2 separate regions of the Mus musculus genome follow, and region 1 is linked to region 2. The links are chromatin loops, found by intact Hi-C in ENCODE. Cell type or tissue: heart. All regions are shown on one strand. Each heading gives the region's core, and the rest is flanking DNA. Links, peaks and the distances in the headings are about the cores only.

Region 1 (9,755 bases), core at 3,593-7,592, 96 kb after region 2:
AGGCCATAAAAGCCAAGTGCACTTGGGAGGCAGAAGCAGGTGGATTTCTGAGTTCGAGGCCAGCCTGGTCTCTACAAAGTGAGTTCCAGGACAGCCAGAGCTACACAGAGAAACCCTGTCTCGAAAAACAAAATAAAACAAAACAAAACAAAAAGCCAACTGATTTGAGTTTATGTTGAATTTCTGTGGGTCACTCCCCTTTGCCCACATACTCGGAAGCTGTGCAGAGATTTGGTGTATCTATACAGTGTGGAGGTAGCCCAAGGCTTATCAGAATTACTCAGACTTTAAGGCAGCTTTTATGTGATGGCTTTAAGTAGCTGGCCCTGTAGCCAGGTCCTGGGGCAAGCTCTTGGTCAAGCATCACACCTGAACCCTCAGGGCTCCCCAGCCTCCCCACATGCACGCATTGGCAACACCTCCATTTCTTGCATTTTCTCCCTTACCAGGACAGCTCGAATAAACAATGAATGCAGACTTTTACAGATGACAGGGAGAGTGCTCGCATCCAGATTCTGTTTTCTGCCTTGACAAAAATAACCAAGAAAAGGAATTGCAAACCAGCTGCCAGCTACCTGCCTGAAATGTGGGTGTCAGAAGGGGATGGGGGAAGCGGATAGCAGTGCCTGCGTTTCCATTGTAGAGCATTCATTTTTGGAAGAAAATATTACAAATTTACATGAATGAGGAAGTTTCTCCTGAGATATTCTTGCTGTGTTAAGGAAAACAAAGCAGTCTTTTGGGAAAGGGAAAGGATTATCTGGGTCGGAAATGCAGGTAGGAATATGTAAGAGAAAGTTACAAGTGCCTTCCATATGCATTATGGGTATGGATGAGATACTTAGGGAGATGGCTCAGTGGGTAGAGGCACCTGCCGCCAAGCCTGAGAGCCTGAGTTACGATGACCTGGAATTAAATGGTGAATGGTGGGAGCAGACACTTGAGAGCTGACCTTTGACCTCCACATGTTGCATGCAAACACACACGCCAATTAACTAATTTAATAATAATAATAAAGTAAAGATGGTAAAAAAACAAAAACAAAAAACAGTTACCATTGATGAAACCTCAGTGATACGTGATGGGCTGTATTGTGACTTCACTGATATAAAAAGGACTTTCTATATGGGCAGGGCTGAAAGATTGTATCCAGGACTGGGTTTCTATTCTCAAAGCCCTTCTTAAAGCATTTATCATTTATTATTTTATATTTATTTGTTTCATTTTGTGAATGAATATTTTGTCTGCACTTATGTATGTGTGCTGTGTGTGTGCCTGGTGCCTGAGTTCAGAAGATGGCATCAGATACCCAGGAACTGGAGTTATGGATGCTTGTGAGCCACCATGTTTGTGGAGAACTGAGCATACACCTTCTATACGATCTAATCTCTTAACTACTGCACCATCTCTCCAGCCCCTGGTTAAGCACTTTAATTCTCACTGAAACTAAAGACAAGGCAAAGTCAATACCACTCCCAATTGTGATGAATTGTGATGAACCCTGACCATGTGAGGTCCATGTGGGACTCCTGTTCCCAAAGAAAGGACCTGACAAGTGCCCCAGGATTCTATGTGTTAATAATAGAGATCATGAGGATCTCTGACCTATAGGGCATTCCAGACACAGGAAAGGGTAAGGACATTGATTGGAGACGTTTCAAACACATTATTACTACTGTTAGAAAAGTTCTTAATATGAAGCCCTCTAGGTATCTCCAAGAAAGGAAGTAGTTCAAACTAGTGGCCTCTGTCTAGAAACCCATTCAGGTATGTGGAAATCCTGACAGAGTTCAAGGTGCTACTACCCCTTGTCTCATCCTGTTGTGATTCTGGTCTCTAGTGGGCAGGCAAGATACTGTTCATGAGGTTTTTGAGGGAACAGGCATCTTTATTCTAGCTGGTGCATCAGATATATACAGGTTGCATTTGACAAAGTAAAGCCCAGAACTCCCAAATGAATCTTGTCTTAAGAAATACACGATCAGTTGGATGATGGCAGAGCATGCCTTTTAATCCCAGAAATTGGGAGGTAGATCTCTGTGAATTTGAGGCCAGCCTGGTCTACAGAGCAAGTTCCAGGACACAGAGAAACCCTGTCTTGAGAAGCCAGAGAGAGAGAGAGAGGGAGGGAGATACAGGACAGACAGACAGGCAGACAGAGATAGAGAGACACAAAGAAATGCATGCTCTCTTGTATAGCTAGGAGGCCTGCTGATAGACCTGGCTTGGGGCATGAGTTCTTAGAGAGAACATCCAGGCTCACTATTCTTAGCTGCATTTTGCTCTGAGAGCTAACTTTAGTCTCAAAGGAACTCTTTCCATTCAGTAGGAAAATGGTTTTTGAAGACTTGAAACACATTTGTTCCTTAAAGACCCTTCTAGAAAAGTCTTTTATGGCTTATGTTGATTCCAGAAATGAAGTTGGTATTTGGACAAGAGTAAGATTATTCTTGCTTGTTCCTGAGGCCAGAATAGGAGGTTGTGGGATGACAGACAAGGATCCTATTCCAAAAGATAGAATGCTCTAAAGTGGTCAGTGAGTCTTATCTGTTTTTGCCTCACCCTCTAGCAACTTTGAGAGGATACTTGGCAGTACTTGCCTCCTCGGTCTTTTCTTTCTACCCTTTGATTCATGACTAGGCTTACCGTCTTATTCCTCTTCTGCCAAACCCAAAGGCCTGTGTTGGTCCCATTCTTAGGACTGCTGTTTCAAACTAAAGCTAACCTGCTTGGTGGACCCAGATGCTAGCCGCCCTCAAAACGGGCTACTAGTTAAGTTAACTGGTTAGTCAAGCAACTTGTTTAAGGCCCTGCAACTTTTCTTTCTTCTTTGCATATGGAAGTAGCAGTTCCCACTGCTTAGAGTTGTCATGGCAAATTAATGGAATTATGCATAGAAAGTAGTCAAATGCCTACCTGCCACAGGGCAAGTGCTTACAAGTGATGGCTGACATTACTACTGAGACACCAACTTTGCTACTCTTGTCCCTCCCTAATTGCAAAAGCCTTCTCTTCTCTATTAGTCCACATATCTACCATCTCATTAGCTGGTGCCTTCTCTTGTCTTATACTTTTGTATTCAAGATTTGGTGTGTGTATGTGTGTGTGTGTGTCTTTGCCCCCCCGCCCAAAGCTATTTCATCCACTTGGTGATACCAAGTCCTATTTCTCATTGACAATTCTGCAAAGTTCCTGAGCCCTAATCTGACTTTTGGGACTAGGTAGTGTTATGCACATGAGAATGTCTCAAAAGAGCTTCAAGCAGAAGTCATTATCCTCCTCCATATAAACTAGTCCCTGTTCCTTCTTTAACTATATCTCATTTAGTAGCTAGATTTACTCTCGCTAATGCTTTACATCTCGAATGTCCCTCCATTCTGACCTCCTGTGCCTATTGCCATGGCTCATGCTTTGGGGCCAAAGTCTATTATAAATTATCATCAGTTTTCCCACTATAGCACATCTTTTCCTTGTCCCCCAAAGTCATGTTTCTGCAAAACAACCTGGTAATAAGGACTCCCACACACAGCTGAAGAGTCCCACTGCCTTTCCATCCAACACGGTGCATTACCCAAGTTGCCACAGCTGTTTCCCCCAGACCTCAACTACACTTTCAGATGTAACATCATGCCCGTGCTGTTTCCAGGAGTTCCTTCTGTTTGTATACTGGGGTAGCTGCTGCTTATGCCCCAATCAAGTGAAAGAACCTGTCCAAACTGCTTCCCTCAGTTTCCCTGCCAAATGAGCTATACCATCCTCAGTGGTTCTTGATTCTTGACGTGCATCTCTGCAGTAGTCTCAGTGTTTGTTGTGTTTTATGTTTGCAAGTTATAGATTGTTCAAATCAGACAAGGCATGCCTACGTTTTGAGGCCCTGAAAAAAGTAGATTAATGACTGTATTAGTGAGGCAAATATAAAATCTATACTAAAAGACTACCCAAATTTCTAGACTCTGAACAAAATTCATAATTTGTCACCTGCCAAAACATATTCTGGAAAGAGGTACTCATTTCAACTTTCCTTTTTTTTTGTTTATAATCATGTAAGGAGTTGAAAACTCACAGCTATTTTTACTGGGATAATGTCTTACCCAGGAAAGGAGAGACCTAAAGGATTTCATGGACTCTGTGGATCAGTGGATCACAGGGTACAAAAGGAAGATATTGAACACCTCTGTTCACTCATGGGATTATCATGGGAAACAGTAAAGCTTGTATTAACTAAAATTAGATTAGACTAAAATGTTCAGCTATAAGAAGTAGTATTCCTTCCATGCTACTGGGACAGGGAGAGTTTCATCATGATGGAAGTGCTCATGGTCTGAGCATAGGAAATAATAAGAATCTTGCAATAGAATAAATCAGAAAATGTTTGCATGATTGTATCTAAAGAGGAAATGCTGTCTTCCATGAAGCCAGCTACCCTCAGCTCAACCCCCGAGCTTGTCCTAGGGTTCCTAGATTGGAACTTTGGCATCATAGGCTTTTAGCCCTGATATTGAGAAAGAATGTATCCTTCAGGGCATGTAGTTTTCTTACTGTCACCTGTGTCCCTGCTGCTGCCTGCCCTCCTTTGTCCTGAATCCTGGCTATCATACCTCTTAGCATTTGCTTATACACCAGTTGGGTTCAATACTGTTATGTTTTAATCCTTTCAGAAATAAGTTTGAGGGGGTTGCATTTAGACTTTTGTTTAGGCTGTGTGTTATGTATTTATTTTTCTTTAAAATACAAACAGAAGCCAGTTTTTCTTACATAAAAGAATTTGCAGTTTTACCACCCAGAGATAACAGCTGTGGTTTCCTTAGGGATATCCTCTAGCTTAGTATTTTTTTCCATATATTCTGTGAGTAGGAGTATTGTGTACTTGTATTTCTATGTACCTAGTGTACACCTGATGCCACAAAGGCCAGAAGACATCAGATATTTGGGGACTGCTGATGCAGGAGCTTATGAGCCACCATGTGGCTTCTGGGTGATGTGAACTACAGAACCATCTCTCCAGTTTCTTTTATATTAACTGCATCCATTTTTTTACAAGCATGTACACTACTAAAATATTTCTATTTCTGCCATTTTAATTGTATGCTATGGGTTCTTTTCTTATCTGGGGCGATAACTGTAGTTCAGTATTTTATGATACTAGTTTTAACTAAATTTTTTAATAGTAATCTTTTTGAAGTCTTATTAAAACCTAATATACTGAAACGCGAACATTTTGCTTAATTTAGGAGAACACAAACTTCATTTCATCCCTGCCCTGATTGGGCCCTTTCTGGAAGTAACCTTGATACCCCAGCCAGATCTCCGGAATGTCATGATTCCTATTTTTCACGATATGATGGACTGGGAGCAAAGAAGGAGTGGCAACTTTAAACAGGTAGGCAGTATTGCTCATCAGGACTGACAGGGGGTGTCACTTCCCTGTCTGGCGTCTTCACAATTTCTCCATTCATCTCTCTGTGGAGAAATGAACACTGGTTCAATGGCCCCAGAACCAGGTGAACCCGTTCTCCCTGTACCACATAGCCTTGGATACATGCCTCTGGCTTTTTGTTGCCCTGAGCCTCCAGGGAAACCCTGGAATCCCATCTTATTCCTTTCACCAAAAACAAAATTCTTTGACATTCCAGATCTGTATTTAAGAATGTACAGAGAGGGTTGTTTGCTCCCAGCTGGCCGGGACTCAGAGGAACTGGAAGGTTAATGACTCTTTCAGCCATTGAGTTCTCAGTGGTCTGCACATTGTGTTTGCTGAATGGCTTAGCTCTGAGCATTTGATTCACAGTGTGTTTTATTGCTCTTAGCTTGGAGCAATGAAAATTAATTTGAAGGAGAAAGCAGTGGAAAATCTCACAAAGGAAATTCCAAGGGGATGAATCTATCGTTTCTTGCTGACTTCGGTTCTAATAGTGGTGCTCCAGTTTGAGGAAGACAGACATCCTGATTGCAAAATCAGATCTGTAAAGAATCAGCCACTTTTGCTGGTCCAAGTCTGTTGGGGGAAGTAGGAAAAACATGCTCTCACATATTGACTTCTCAAACTTGCTTACCCACAGGATGTGGCCCACCTCCATACTTCTCCACATGAGGCCTTCTTCAAACCTCAGAAAAGTGCTTGTCATCTGTATAAGCAATTTGATTGCATGCATAGACCTTTCCTATTGCCAAGAGTGTGGGCATTTCTCTTGTTATTCGTATATACATTTATTTTTAAGAAAGCTAATGGCTGAGTGAAAAGCTATGAACACACTGTGCTTGGTAGGGGGTCCCACTTTCCTTCCCTCTTATCTTTATCTCCTGATTGACATTTGCTTTAAAGAAATAACTGGGCTCAGTCCTTTGACAAAGTTGAATATTCGTCTCAAGCCCAAATTGCTTTAACACTGGCTAAAGGTTGTCATTTTCTCTTGCCTCGTTTAGATAAAGGGAAATTTTTCCCTTTCTGATATTCAAGTTATAAAGAATTTATGTCCTTGAAAATATAAATGTTTTGACTACAGTTTTCAGGAAATATGTCCTTTCACTCTCCTGCCGCTTACTGCTGACTTAGACTATTTCTGTGGCTCTACCATCTGTACATGGCTAGGATGGATTCTCAACTTCAGCAAAGATTTAGTGCAACCTCAAACTGTTTTAGGAAAGAAAACAGATAAAAAGCACATTTAAGATTTAAATTAATGTATTTGGGCATGCTAGTTTGCTGATGTTCTCAGATATAGTGATGTAAAAAAAAAAAAAGAAAAAGAAATGGGACTTGCCAGTTTTTATAGTCCCTAAAAGAAGAACCGAAACATTTAAATTGGGCTGCTAGCATTTATGTTGGGATCCCAGATAGATAGATGCTGTCCTTGGCAGCAGAAGAAGCTAGCTAGCCAGGAGTATGAAGTCATGTTGACTGCATCTAAATTAGTCCCCTAGAATTCCAAAGGGAGGCTTGCTATTAACCATGGCTGACAATGTCACTTTGACAAAGTGTATCACGGCTTTCCCCTGGCATAAAGAAATACATACCAATTTGCCTAAAAATCTTGCATGGGAAGTGGGAGGAAGGAGAGTGATATTTGGGTGTATTTCAGGTGGAGGCCAAGCTAATTGACAAATTGGACAGCCTGATGTCGGAGGGCAAAGGTGATGAAACGTACCGTGAGCTCTTCAACAGTATGTGAGTAATGTGTTTCTCTCCACTTGGTTCTATTCAGGACATCTGGTGTCGGTCCTGAGCCGTTCTGCACCACAGTAGACGAGAGCTACAGAGACAGCTTGGGTCTCATAGGAGAGCTTTGTCTTTGTGGAGTGTGAAATAAAGGATAATTGCCTACCTCTAGCAAGTGGATCTTATTATGTTGATGATTAGTTATGTCTCCTTATTTTAATCTCCGATTAGGACAGGTTGCCTATGTTACATAACAAAGCTCACTCTTTTCACGCTTGGTAATTTCAAGGGAAAATAAGGCCATTGTTATAAGATAATGATTTTAAAGAGAGTTATGAGTGGGAGAGGAGAAAAGTGTGTGATTATAACATTTGTATACAGTGTTTTCCAAAGTATGACTCTGGCTGATTTGCTGTTAGAAAATTAACTTCGTTTGTGCCTGATGATCAGCACCTGCTTCCATGCTGACCATTTTTTTTGGCTTGGGACTGTTAAATACTTCCCCAGTGCTGCTTATTAGATTGCCACCAAAGCAAGTCATTTCTAGTAAATTTGGTGTTTGGGATTTGCAAAGAGAATAGGAAAAAAAAAAAAAAAAAAAGAATGGAGTTCTAGGAAGGGACTTCTAGATGGTCCCAAGTGATCCAATGTGATCACAGTCTCAGGATGGATTGCTTGTATCAAGTATCATCTAACTGTAGGAATAGCCAGAGTTGAGGCATGATAATGTCTCAGCGCTTTGGGACTTCCCACCTGGCCTGTGGGTTTTTTTATGATCTTATAGATCTTAGTCATTTTGAACCTAGTATTTTTATAACGTATTTTTCTTTTAACCGAGAAGATTAGCACACTGAGTTTGGGGAAATGTTCTGATTTCTTTCAAGAGTGTAAAACTAATACATTTCTCTCCTAGAAAATACACCTGTGTTGGTATTAATGCCCAACCATCACCTAAGTGGCGCTCATAGCCAAGTGCAAGTCCAAGTTGACTTTACATTCATTAATTAGCAGCTGTGCAACTCTGGATGTGTGGGTTTTAAGAATGCTATCTTAAAACTGAAAGGTTTGACAATAGGTTGGGGAGTCTTCAGCTTGCCTGATTTATAGTCATTCTTGGAGCTTTCAGGAAAACTATGTAGAAAGGAAAAAGAAAGGCTTCGGGGATTTCATTTGGTAATCAGTTACATTGTGAACAACGAGTGCCATTTTCTCTTGATACTGTAATTCAGCCAAAACTTTTGCTAATTATTCACAAGCTCCCTGTTCATTCTTGTTTACAAAGTGTCTGTCTTTTACGACAGCTGGAGTTTAGCAAGAATTCAGATTAAAACCTCATCCAACATAATAAATTGCCTTTGAAAAAATGCTTTCGTTTCAGTTCCTAGTCCTTGGTTAGAACAAAGAGCTAAAATACAAAAGCATTCGGTGGAATGAAACCCTTGAGATTTGTGATTAATTATTTATAATGAATTCATAAGATTAATAAATGCATGCTCTGTTTCTTTAATGCCTCTTATCTACATTAGTAAGGGGCTGATAATTTGCAGTTTGGATTGCTTTTATATAAATATGACTGTGAAATATAAGATGTACGTTGACACTAGAATCAAAGTAATAATTAAACCTCTATAATTATTTTATATTTTAAGGGACCAGATTTGTTCAATGGATTCTTTTGTTTACTTTTAACATATTACTAGAACATAAAAAAAATCATAATAATAAAAATAAAGTTTAAAAGGGCTATAAATATTTTTCTTTAATGCTTTTATAGTCAGCATATTAGTAATAAAGCACATTCAAAGTGACAATTAAATAGCATTACTACCTTGTCTCAGGAAAGAAAGTGAGAATTCAAGTGGATTTCAAGGAAACAATAAAGTCCTTTTATTTGCGGGGCTAACAATCACAGTGGATTAGTGTAATCATGGTGAGCTGCTGCACACGTTATGAATTAGGAAGGCATAGATTCTCATTTACTCTGAAATTCATGCCTAAAACTTGATAAAATTAGTTGAGAAGATGGAAGCCTGGAAGACACTCCCTGCTTCTGAATGCTGTGCTTGGGAAATCAGCCCTTAGACGGAGACTTTGAGTCTCTGTGTCGTAGGCTTGCCAAGAATCCCTCTCACTTTCAGTAACTCCCCACAGCGTCTGCATTTGTGCTCATTATCTCTGCTTTTTGTAACAGTGGGATTCCCTATTTTTGAAAACACTGCAACCGAGGCCGACAGACCACACTGTGAGATACTCAAAATCAGGCCTCGGAGCTTATCCGCTGCATTACTGGCTCCTCTTAACTTATGATCTGGCCTTTGTGCAGGCAGGCTTGGGTTGAGCGAGGATACCACAGAGGTTCTAACACTGGGGAGGTGCAGCAGAGCTGCCACTACCCTGAGGCACCCAATTAGCTTTGCAAAGGAAAGTGGCATCCGTCTCAGTTCTCCCTACACTCTGTCCTGTCCTCCACAACTCCAAATTATTCCGAAATCCTTAAGCAAGGGTCACATGTTTCATCACTGTTTGGATTTGGGAGATTAATTCTATAACACCATGCCTCAAGTATCCCAGTCTGCTGTTTGGGTTGCTCAAGGACAGC
Region 2 (11,236 bases), core at 4,046-8,045:
AAGAAATGGAAGCACTCAGATGAAAGAAGAGAAATCATAAAGCAAGAAGATGCAATTCAAGTTGTATCTCAGTAAGTTGCGAAACCACAGAACACTAAAGCCCAAGCTAAAATCCAGGAGGAAAATGCTGCTTACCTCTCTGCCCTCCAGTGTAGCATCAGCAATTGTAAAGGTCAGAACATCATAGGAAGTCGCAGAATTGCTTTAGGGAAAGGGCCCCCTTTGCATTCTACATCTTGCTACATTATACCTTCCAAGTGAGAATGATTCCAATTTCAAGTAAATAGTTCTAATTTCAAATAGAGTCATAGAAACCCTAACATCCACATTCATGAAAAGAAATAGGAGTAACCATAAGGAAAAGGAAGACTGAGACCAGGAGCAAAGAAAGACACATGAGAAGAGTGTGCAGGGAGGATGGGAACATGGCCTTACATACACCTAAGCATCAACAAACAGCACGAGTCAAAAGATGTCCTCTTTAGAGATAGGATGTCTTTCCCCCCTCCACCATTGCAGGAAGAGGCATGCACAATTTGTCAAATACAGACTTTAAGTCAATCGTTTGTGTTAATTGTGTTTAAAAGTAGAAATGGAATATAGTATTTCCAGAATAATAGGACAATAGGTAAAATATGAAAACCCAACTCAGAGTCTTTAAAGTCATGGTTTTGCAGTTTTACTTTGTTACATTCACAGTTGTGTGCTATTTGGTTCATTAGAAATGAAGGGGGAAAAAAAAAGAAAAATCTAAGTCATTGAAAACCTGTAAGGCAGGAGGATGCCTGGATGGGCTTGCCAGCGGAGCAAGTTTGTCTCTGGTTCCCTGTTCTGGTTTATATCTGGATAATCGCACCCAAAGCCCTGTGTGATTAGGGACCTTTCCACCTTCATATCTCTGTTTGTCCCACTTACATCTTGTTCCCACCTTCTAGGTTAGAGCTATAATGTTGATAGATAGCTTTGTCTTGGAACCCTCCACACAGGACTGGTCATGTACTCAGTAAACCCTGGGCTCTGTATACTGATAAAAAGCCAGGCCTAGTAAATGTTTTCCTCCTGCCTTATTTATTGTATTACTTCCTAAAGTTTTATTCTACTTTAATTGGTTTCTGTTTGTTATATTTTATTCTTCCCTCCCCATCCTCTGCCTCTCTGACCCAAGACAGGGTCTTGTGTACCCAAGACTAGCTTTGAACTTGCTTCTGTAGCTGAACAACCTTGGGTCCTCATCCTGCCTCCAACCTCCTGAGTGCTTGGATTGTGGGTATGGACCACCAAGCATAGGTAAAAGGAGTGTTTCCTCAATTTATGGCAATTGGGAAATGTTTGCAACGTAGAATGGAACCTAGTTTGTTGGTTTTCGTGGCTGGGAAGAATAAGGGAGAAATGAATGACAGATCAGTATCCAATAGCAACTCTACGACAGTTGCAGCCACCCCTGCTACCGTTTTAGAGCAATTCCTATCAGGCTTTACCTAAAAAGTTTTGTAAAATTTATGTCATTATGTTTATATTTTGGAGATGGGAACCGAAGCATGGAGAACTCCACATTGAGACAGCATCCTTCAGCCTTCTCATGCACTTTTTAAAATGGTACACTTAATAGCATATATTTAGTAAATGTTTGTCATGATTTTCCATTTTGCATTGCTGTGTATTCACAGCTATCTGTTATTTGGTTCATTAGTGACAAAATGGCTGATGTAACCTAAAATCAAATCTGGCTGCTTCTTACAAATTCATGCTGTGCTTGCCACTTTCAATATAAAAAGGCAGAATTTCATAAGCCTAAGAAGAGCCATCTTCTAAAATGAGTTATCTCTAGTCCCCATAAAATGAGAGTCGCCAGTCAACAGAGCCTCAGCCTTTCTTTATGCTGCTGCTGTTCTCTGAGCATGATAATGAATAATACAGTTTCAGGGTTGATTAGGGTTTGCTTTGTTTGTCTGTTTGGTTGGTTTGTTGTTGTTGTTTGTTTGTTGTTGTTGTTGTTGTTTGGCAGACTCCAGATTAACTAATGACTATGCGTTTGCTTAAAATTACACAGCAGGTCTTTCTAATTGGAGCAAATGTCGAGGCTGCCATGCAAGCTCAGATTGATGATGATGTTTCTTCTAGTAAGGGCAACATGCCTCCCAGAGCCAGCTCTCTTTGAACGTAGTTTTGGGTACTGTTCCTGAGGCTGTTACAAAATGCCCGACAAAATCAACTAAAAAGAAGGTTCGTCTTGGCTTGTAATCTCAGAGGCGACTTGATCCATCCTAGCATGATACCAGGAACAGGAAGCCACTGAGTACAGTTGGTCCTCAGTCAGGAAGAGAGATGAATGCAGATGCTAAGCACAATGTCTCCCTTTCCTCTTTATTCAGTCCAAGACATCAGCCCGCTGGTGTGTAGGAAATACAATCCACATTCAGGGTCGATCTTCCCTTCTTTAGGTAAACCTCTTTGGAACCACTCTCAAAGCAAATGTGTGTCTCTCAAGTGATTCTCAATCTAGTCAGGTTAACAGTGAAGAATAACTTACATCAAGGGCTAGAAAGAAAAAAAAGAGAGATTGTAAAACATTATATATTTTCTAAAACTAAAAGTAACTTAGTTTTTTGGCTAATTTTATCGGTTATCATAGAGCTCTGTATAATTTTTCTCTCAACTTAAAAATCTTCTCAGCAATAATTTTCTGTATATTGCACTCATACTTTGCCCCAACTATCTTATTGTCTGTTAACTTATATGTATCTTGACTTAGCAATTCCTTAGGACCAGAAATTCTGTGGTATACATCCTTGTATTCTCTCTTCTGCCTCCTTACACCATAAGCTACCTATCCCCATACTGATCATATCAAACAATGGTAGGAATCCAGAAAAGTATACAGACCGAACTTTGGAAGTGACCACCTCTGAGAATGCCTAGATAGTAAAGTAGCAAGGATGGAAATAGAAAGCCAATTCCTCTTTTGTGAGCTTTCCCACTGGCATGAATGAGTAGCCCTGAAAGATTAAACTAAGCTCTGAATACCTAAAGTGATTAAGAAATTCTCTTTTTCCCCCACTTGGGTTCATTAAATATAATTGACAAATAAAAAATATATGGGATTACATTGTAAATGTGATCCTGTGATTTATGTTCACGTTATGAAATGAGTAAATGAAGGTACTTAATGTATATGTCATCTCACATGCTTATATTTATTTGTTTGTTTGTTTGTTTGGTGTGGTGAGAACCTTGAAAATCTAAGTGAAATTTTCTATCCTTTCCAGAAGTCTTCGCGTGTCCCCCATCCCCCTACCAGCTCCACTTACCCTCAGCCAGTCTTCAGTCTTCTCCTGTTCTTTTTTTTTTTACATCAGTATGTAAATATTTGTCAAAACTCCCCTTTGTAGTGATGAGCAATTTTTTACCCATTCTGTTGATAGTGTTCTGATGATATTCTGTTGATAGTGTTCTGATTTATTCAGTGTGTGGTTGTAGGGTCACAGTAACTAAGGACCACTATAAAAATAACATCAACAATCTCTATGATGACAAAATAAATAGAAATGTCATGATGTTTCTGTGGAGCTGCTTCTTGTGGCCCAGCTGCTGGCACCATGTGTTGTCTTTTTATTTTAGTTTGTTTGCTGAAATTATACACTTGCTTCATAGCTAAGAACAACCTTGAGTTTCTTCCTCATCCTCTTACCTCCACTTCCTCAGTGCTCGGATCGAGGGTATGGATCACCAAGGCTAGATTAAAGGCGTACTTACTTAATATATGGCTAGTGGGAAACTTGTGGAACTTGGGAGAGAGCCTAGTCTGTTTTCATAGCTTAGTTGTTCTGTAGTGAAGAGTTGTAGTATGTGGGGAAGCCTAACTGTTTGGAGCAGGGCTTGTGTCTTGTAGCCAGTCCTTCCATTCAGTTGACTTTTCCACTTCTTGATTGTGAATTCTTCATTCTGGAGAACATGGGTCAACTGCAAATGACAATTACTGCCCCCACTAGCACCAATTTTTGTCACTAGGATAGTGAAATTAACCAGAGTTAGGACTTTTTTCTCTATTTTTCTAATTTCTAGAATGTATCCAGCATGTAAGTAATTTTCCTTTTCCCATCCTGTCTTCTCTAGGTTTCCCCCATCACTTTGGAGTTCCCTTCTGACATCCTGGCTGCCCCCTGCCTGCTGCTTTCTTGACACCCTTCAGTCTTTTGCCCTCCCTTCTCCATGTCACTTGCTCTCTAGACATCAATGCATCTCCTGTGCATTATTGCTCTCCCTCCATCCTTTTCTCTCCTGACAGGGCACTTTCTCTTTCTCACATCTTCTTTAATTTCTCCAGGATTCCATTATCTCTAAGTGCTTTTTTTTTCCTTTTTGTTATTTAATTCTCTAGAAAGAATTCACTTTTTGTTTTTTGTTTGTTTGGTTGGTTTTTGTTTTAAGGAGGTATTGAAGGAGGAAGGAAGTGTGGAAGGGGAAGAGACTGAAGGCTAAATAAATGTGGCACCCATTGGGTAAACAGGAATCCTAGCTGGTTTTGCCCATTCCTCCTCCTATCCTGAAAATGACGGTCTATGATTTTTCCTTCTTGCAGAGATTTTCCCCTTCTTTCTTTGTATTTGCCACATGGTGCTGCAAGTGTCCCAGATCAGGCCCTTCCACAGACGTCCTGATAAGATAATTGTCATTTGAAAAATATAATAGAATCTCAAGATCTGTGTCAACTCCATCTCACTCTCTAAGAATTCTGGGACTTTCAAACAGTGCCTTCCCCAGCGGGAATCATTGTTTTATGAAACTGTGTGTGGCACATGTGGGTCTTCTACACACTCCAGCTCCTGGTGATGCTGCTGGTGATGGTGTGGGAATTGAAGGCTAAAGGACAATATCGGGAAATGAACAGCCTGTGATGACATGATGGGGCAGTGGGGGCCTGGAGTCAGGAAGAAGAGCAGCTAGGTCAGACAGATTAGAACCCGTGCTGCCTGGTGTTTGTTCCCTGGCCGCAGGGTTTTGAAAGGAATCTGATTGTCCTATGAAGTATCCTGAAGCTGCTCTGCGGGTTGCCATCCATCCACTAGTCCAGATGGCTGGCTTCTTTCTAACTTCAGTCCTCATGACTATGGAAGGGCTGATCGTCCACCTCTTCTGCTCCATATGAGCTGGGCCGGGTGGGATAAAGAAGGGAGAGTTCCAGAGAAGTGCAGAGCAGGTACAAAGTCTTGAAGCCTGCTAGACTTAACTCTCACAGCCCTTCTCTGAGGCACACATCCTATGAGACAAGCCTGGGGCGGGGCTTCCTTTCTAGTTCTCTTCTTCCTTATGAACACTGTTTTAAAACAAACAAGTCAATAAGACACCTCTCACTATTCTGTATTTTTTCATATTGTTTATGGAGAATAAAAGGAAAACCCTCATGGGCCTGTGTTGCACATAAGATTTGCAGGGTTTTTTTTTTTTTCCAGTGTAATTGAGGTCATTTGTATATCGATTTTTAGAGAACATTGTAGTACTGTAAATGAATGACTGGGTTATTCAGGACAAATAATGTTTTAGATTAAAGGTCATCTGTAGATGGCTGTATTATCTTCTTTACTCTATTATCCTACCTCACTTTAGACTGAGTGCAGGTTTTTAAAAAAAAAAAAAAAGACTCACTTTTTTAAAGGAAAAAAAAAGTCACTCTGAGAGGTTTCATTTTCTCCTGCTGATACAGGGGAGAGGGTTTTTGTCTTTCTTGTTTTAAAAATGAGGAAAAGAGGAGGGAATTGAAGACGATGCTGTGTCTTTGAAGTGATGGACTAGCATTTCCCCATTAGTCTCCTTTTTGTTGCTTCTGCCTTAGAATTGAGAAAATTACATATGAAGTAAATGTGCTCTTGTGCATGTCCTGCTGTGATAATTTCGCTGTAATTGGGATAAAGAAGAAAAACAGATCATTTTAAACTGACTGGATTCCTTCTTGTTTGTCATAGTATCCCGTGTCTTAATAAAGTCTCAGAAAATCATGCCACTTTGAGTCTCTGTATTATATCAAATCAAGAATGTAGCCTTGATATTATTCCAATTACTTTTGTTGCTTTAATGTCAAGAAAAATCATTATTATTTTTTTAAAACAAACCTCTTGAATGCCTATATCTTAAGGTTTGTGTCCTGGCTTGTACTATTTGATAGATCATATCGAGGCAGTGTAGGGTTGAGAAAGGGTAAGGCTGCCAAAGAGCCACATTCTGACAGCCAGGGCGCCATGGCTAGAAACCTGCCTCCTGTTCTTAACCTCCTGCCAGTGATTCTCCAGTTCCTAGAAACCGGGAAACTCCAGTGTCGACGTTGGAAGAGCGTTACCTACAGATCCTTCCTAGTCTCTATCAATTCTGCGTGGCTAGTAAAACCTCATACGTTAAGCTTGAGCTTGCGGGGCCGCACCTGCTTCTTATGGACCACGGGTCACTTATGGTAACTGGCCTGTCTCTCCTCTGTTTCAGGATTAGCAGTTTCCCTCCAACTGTTACACGGAGACATTGAACAGATCAGAAGAGAATACTCCTCAGTGTTCTCTCACGGAGTGTCCATAACGCGGAAGCTGGGTTTTTCTGACATTATCATGCCTGGTAGGTGACTCGGTGTGCCCCACAATGGTGAAGGATGCGCATGGTCTCTGCTTTGTCATTTGAGGAAATTGTCACATTGTCAGCTTTGAAGTGTTCCTGGGGGCCTGTGGGAAAACGAAGTGAGGTAAGTGGTAAAGAGCAAATGAAAAAGTGCTATCTGAAGTGAAGTAACTCTGGTGACCGTGGCGGTATTTCTTTTATGACTGTAATAACAGTGAAAGCTGAGATCCCATCCAAAAATATATGATCTCTTTGTGGAGAAGTTTAGGTCATGTTAGGTGATATCCTCTTAGGTCTTTCTATTCTTCGTTTGGTTTTTGTTTCTAAACATGGAGAACAGTATAAGCACGAAAGAAGGTGAGTTATATGTAGAGGATCAAAATGTGATAAAAAATGTATGCTTAAAAAGCCGTGCTCATTGAAATCCAACTTGCTTGAGAGTTTTAAAAGGTGTTGAAGAGGATCTACGCATCTGAATAGTAAAGGAGGTGGTGATGAGGGTGGAAGAGATGAGGGGGTGAGCAGAAGATATAAAAATAAAGCTGTAATATTTGATTTCTTCACCAAACAGATATTTTCAGTACCTCTTTAAAGATAAAATCTTTTAATATGGCTTTTTAATTTTTTTTTATTACACAGTAGGGTCTTCAGAGCTGATGATTTCAGCCTTCCCTAAGTTACAACTCCAAGGGACAACGCCAAGGCTGGCTCTAAGACCTAGCAGACCTGCCTAGAAAAGACCCCAAACATTCTGTATCTCCCACTGTCCCATTTACTGATCTCTTGATTGAAATTCATTCCTGCAGGGAAGGCTGGGATTGCAGCTTGGAAGGTTTTGTAAAATGACCTGGCCCAGTCATCTTTCGCATCTTGCAGGACTGTTGTGGAAAATGACTGTTTATAGATCTGTTTACGTGGTGACATGCTATCCAGTGGCTCCTGCAACCATTCATTTTTTTCCCCTAGTTGCTATAAATAACTGGTATTTCCTCCTTAACAAAAAAGAAAAGCATTCATCCCACTGGGAAGCAAATTGATGGGCAAATCTAATATAAAAAACATATTTAGAGCAGAATGTGGCCAGCTGCTGGGAGAATTCCTCATCTTGGTCCCTGGGCTGTATCACTAAGGAATGGAAAAATATGAAATGGGACTTCTCTGGCTGAAGAACTGTCTGGGTGGCTCTGTGCTTATGTAGCTTTTGTCTGGCTTTAATGATGGGAGGAGCTGGGAATGAGGCTTGCTTCTGCCTCTTGCTGGCAGAGCTCTGTAATGTATGGTTCATACTCTCCAAGCAAACATTCCTTCCAGACAGACACATCTCTGCTTGCCATGAGCCTGCAAGAAAGCTTTTGAAAACCCATCTCATCATTTCCTCTTTTTTTTTCTTTTCTTCCTTGACCTCTTACTATTACAACCAAGCTGGAAATAAGAGCAATGCACGTAGGTTCCTAAACATCAGAGTACAGCTGTCAGACTCACTGGAATTTATACAGTGACAAACAGTCACTGCTCTACTGTCCTTTGTTGCTTTCAAACTAACCAGTGGCTTAGTGGCTTAGTGAAAACTTGAGTTGAATGTTCCAGAGAGGAAATATTTATGAATAACATTTCTGGTCACAGTGCCTGTGGACCGTCTGCAGGCATGGCCCCTCCTATCTCATTTCCTAGACTGTCCTTCAGACTTTATTTGCATTGAGTATTCTGATGGGGCCAGAATAGGTGAGGCCCACCTCACACCAAGAGGATCAGGCTCATTAACACAGACACACAGTCTGTCTGCAAAATGAGACGGAAATGGACACAGAACTTTATTCAGGTCCATAGGATGTTATCAGTGCTTCTTTTTGAAACTGGAAGACCTGGAAGCAGAAGTCCATTCCTAGTCATTGCTGTTGAACTGGGCATGACTTATTGCCTGATCCTAAGGTGGAAGAGGGAGAGGCTGCCTTTGTGCTTTCAAGCCTGTGGATCAGACACTGAGTGCCTATTGTTTTAACTATTCATTTCTTGTTGTTGTTGTTGTTGTTAATTATTTTAATATACTGATTTCTGGCTACAAAAAGTCTTTTTCTAAGATGCCTTATCATTGTGATATACAAACCAAATACTATCTCTAAGGGAAATTTCATGCTACATTCTCTGATGGAAGACAGCTAAAAAAATTTTTTTTTAATTTTAGTTTTTTCTTATTCACTTTACATCCTGCTCACTGCCCCCTTTCCTGGTTACCCACTCTCTCTTCCTCTTCTCCTCTGAGTAGAAGTGAGCCCCCTGGTATCCTCCCACTCTGGCACTTCAAATCTCTGTGATGCTAGGCTCATTCTCTCCCTCTGAGGCTAGACAAGGCAGCCCAGCTAGAAGAACATATCCCACATATGTGCTTTTGGGACAGCCCCTGCTCTAGTTGTTCGGAAACCACATGAAGACCAAGCTGACATCTGCTATGTATGTGCAGGGAGGGCTAGATCCACCAATCTAACACCCTTTCATGTTAAAAGTATTAGAGAAATCAGAGATACAGGATATATACCTAAATATAATCAAAACAATATGCAGCAAGCCAATAGCCATCATCAAACTAAATGAAGCAATTCCCACTCAAATCAGGGACAAGACAAGGCCATCAACTTTTTTTCTATCTATTCAATATAATACTTGAAGTTCTAGCCAGAGCAATAAGACAACTAAAGGGGATGAGGGGATAAAAGTTAGAAAGGAAGAAGTTAAAGTATCACTATTTGCAGATGATAGGATAGTATACATAAGCAACTCCAGAACTCCTACAGCTGATAAGTACCTTCAGCAAAGTGGCTGGATACAAAATTAAGTCAAGGATATTAGTAGCCCTCCTTTATACAAATGATAAATGGGCCAAGAAAGAAATTACAGAAACAACACCCTTTACAATAGCCACAAATAATATAAAATACCTTGGTGTAACTCCAACCAAGCAAGTGAAAGATCTCTATGACAGCAAAATATTTAAATCACTGCTCTCCACAAAAATGTAGGGTGAGCCCAAATGTAATTTCAAATAATGAGTAGCCACTGCTTAAGAAGAAATAAGAAGTGGTAAAATTAATTTTAGCAGCATATGTTATTTAGCTCAGTGCATCCCAAAATATTATCTTGGTAGGTAATCCACATGAAAATTTTCTAATGAGTTATTCACACTGTTTTCCAGTCTCAGTCTGCAAGCTGCTGAGTACTGGACTTTGATGTATTTCTCTCTATATAGCCAAGTCACAGTTCAATTGCTCAGTTGCCACATGGAAGCAGTTACTATATTGGACAGCCTGGCCCTAAATGTCTTAACAGACCCCATGCAAACCAGGCCCAGGCCATCTGGAGTATGAGGAAGGTCTGGGTTCCACAAGACGTCTTGGAACAGCTCTCTTGATGTGTCTGGTAGGTCCTAAGAGGCTGGCTCTTCCCCTCTGCATACCCCTTAAGCACTCACTCCTTCTTACTCTAGGTTTATATTGTAGGTGAATCTGTCATTGTCTTTATCATGATCCCTTGACTTCATCTTCTTGGCCTATGTCCTGTTCCCTGGAGACGAGCTCCCACAGAGTGATTGGTTAAACTGTCACATTTTGCTAGAGAAACCATCATTAACACTTTCTGGGACTTTCTGTAAATCTTTCAGAAATTCTAATCCTAAAGAGAATTAAGTGTAACTGCCAAGGTGTTAGGAGGACATGGGCACTGAGATCTAGAGACTAATTTTGATATTGAACTTAAGATTTATTTACATTTATTTTCCAAATAACTTGGTGATTTATAGGTCTAGGATAATAATAGAATAAATGTTTCCATAGTGTTTCCTTTTTTAAAACAAAAAAAGGGAATTTCATTCTTTTAAATATAGGCATTATGTTTTGCTACTTACTGGTAAAGAAGGGCATGCGTCAGATAGAATGAATCCTTCCTCATTTGGGAGAAAATAGGTTAGATGAATAGAAATGACTATGACAGGATTCAATCTTACTTAAAAATGTATTGCACTTGGTCAAGATCCCTCATGCCTCGCATCCCAGCTATTTGAGGCCCAAGGAAGGAAGGATCACAAATTCAGGGTCTGCCTAATACTGTAAAAGCGTTTTCCAAATTTAACTAAAGTTCACTGTGCTTTGGTTGGAGTCACAAAGATTCTTGGTCACATTAGAGCCATCACTTATGTTGCATATGAACCCCTAGTCACATGGAGAGATGGTATACTTTCAATCAGAAGATGTCAGTGACTAGAGAGAGATGGAGGATTTCCTTCCAGCCACAGGTCAGACTAGACCCAGGGATTGACGTTAATATTTCAAGATTGGCCTGAGAAATTCCTTGGTCAAGTGTTCTGTGGTGACAGTAGCTGAATTCTTTATTCAGAGGGTTACCAGTAGCACTTTACATACACATCTTAATCTCTACACTTCAGTTTCATCTATCAAATGGAATGGTTAGTGCCGTCCTATAAATGCAAGGCAAGATCTAGGTAGACATTCAAATGCTTTGTGAAGAACCCAACTCATAGCAGCCATTTAGTAAAATGATCTGTTGTTGTTCATGTTGCTGGAACTACTACTGTAGAAGAATAGCCATGTCTAAAACTATTAAGACCTAAGTGTTTGAGACTCTAGAGGTG

Evidence for each region. Hi-C counts contacts between places; a loop is a spot of excess contacts. Peaks named below come from ENCODE experiments on the same cell type or tissue, not always from the same donor. Only the 100,000 strongest peaks of a DNase experiment are listed, where the experiment ranks them.
Region 1: it touches region 2 in a loop (1.9-fold over the local background); 1 of 42 quality-filtered maps calls a loop at or near these places.

What each region holds. Positions count from the first base shown.
Region 1 is chr12:40,782,997-40,792,751 of GRCm38, forward strand. It overlaps Dock4 (dedicator of cytokinesis 4), which reads left to right. Exons shown (of 53, transcript NM_172803.2): 31 at 5,232-5,380; 32 at 7,080-7,165. Among named protein-coding and RNA genes, the nearest start is that of Immp2l, 240 kb to the right of the region's middle. In heart, for the core only: no CTCF peak of the experiment used is centred there; a DNase peak (open chromatin) is centred at 6,005.
Region 2 is chr12:40,686,443-40,697,678 of GRCm38, forward strand. It overlaps Dock4 (dedicator of cytokinesis 4), which reads left to right. Exons shown (of 53, transcript NM_172803.2): 13 at 6,472-6,597. Among named protein-coding and RNA genes, the nearest start is that of Dock4, 250 kb to the left of the region's middle. In heart, for the core only: no CTCF peak of the experiment used is centred there; no DNase peak of the experiment used is centred there.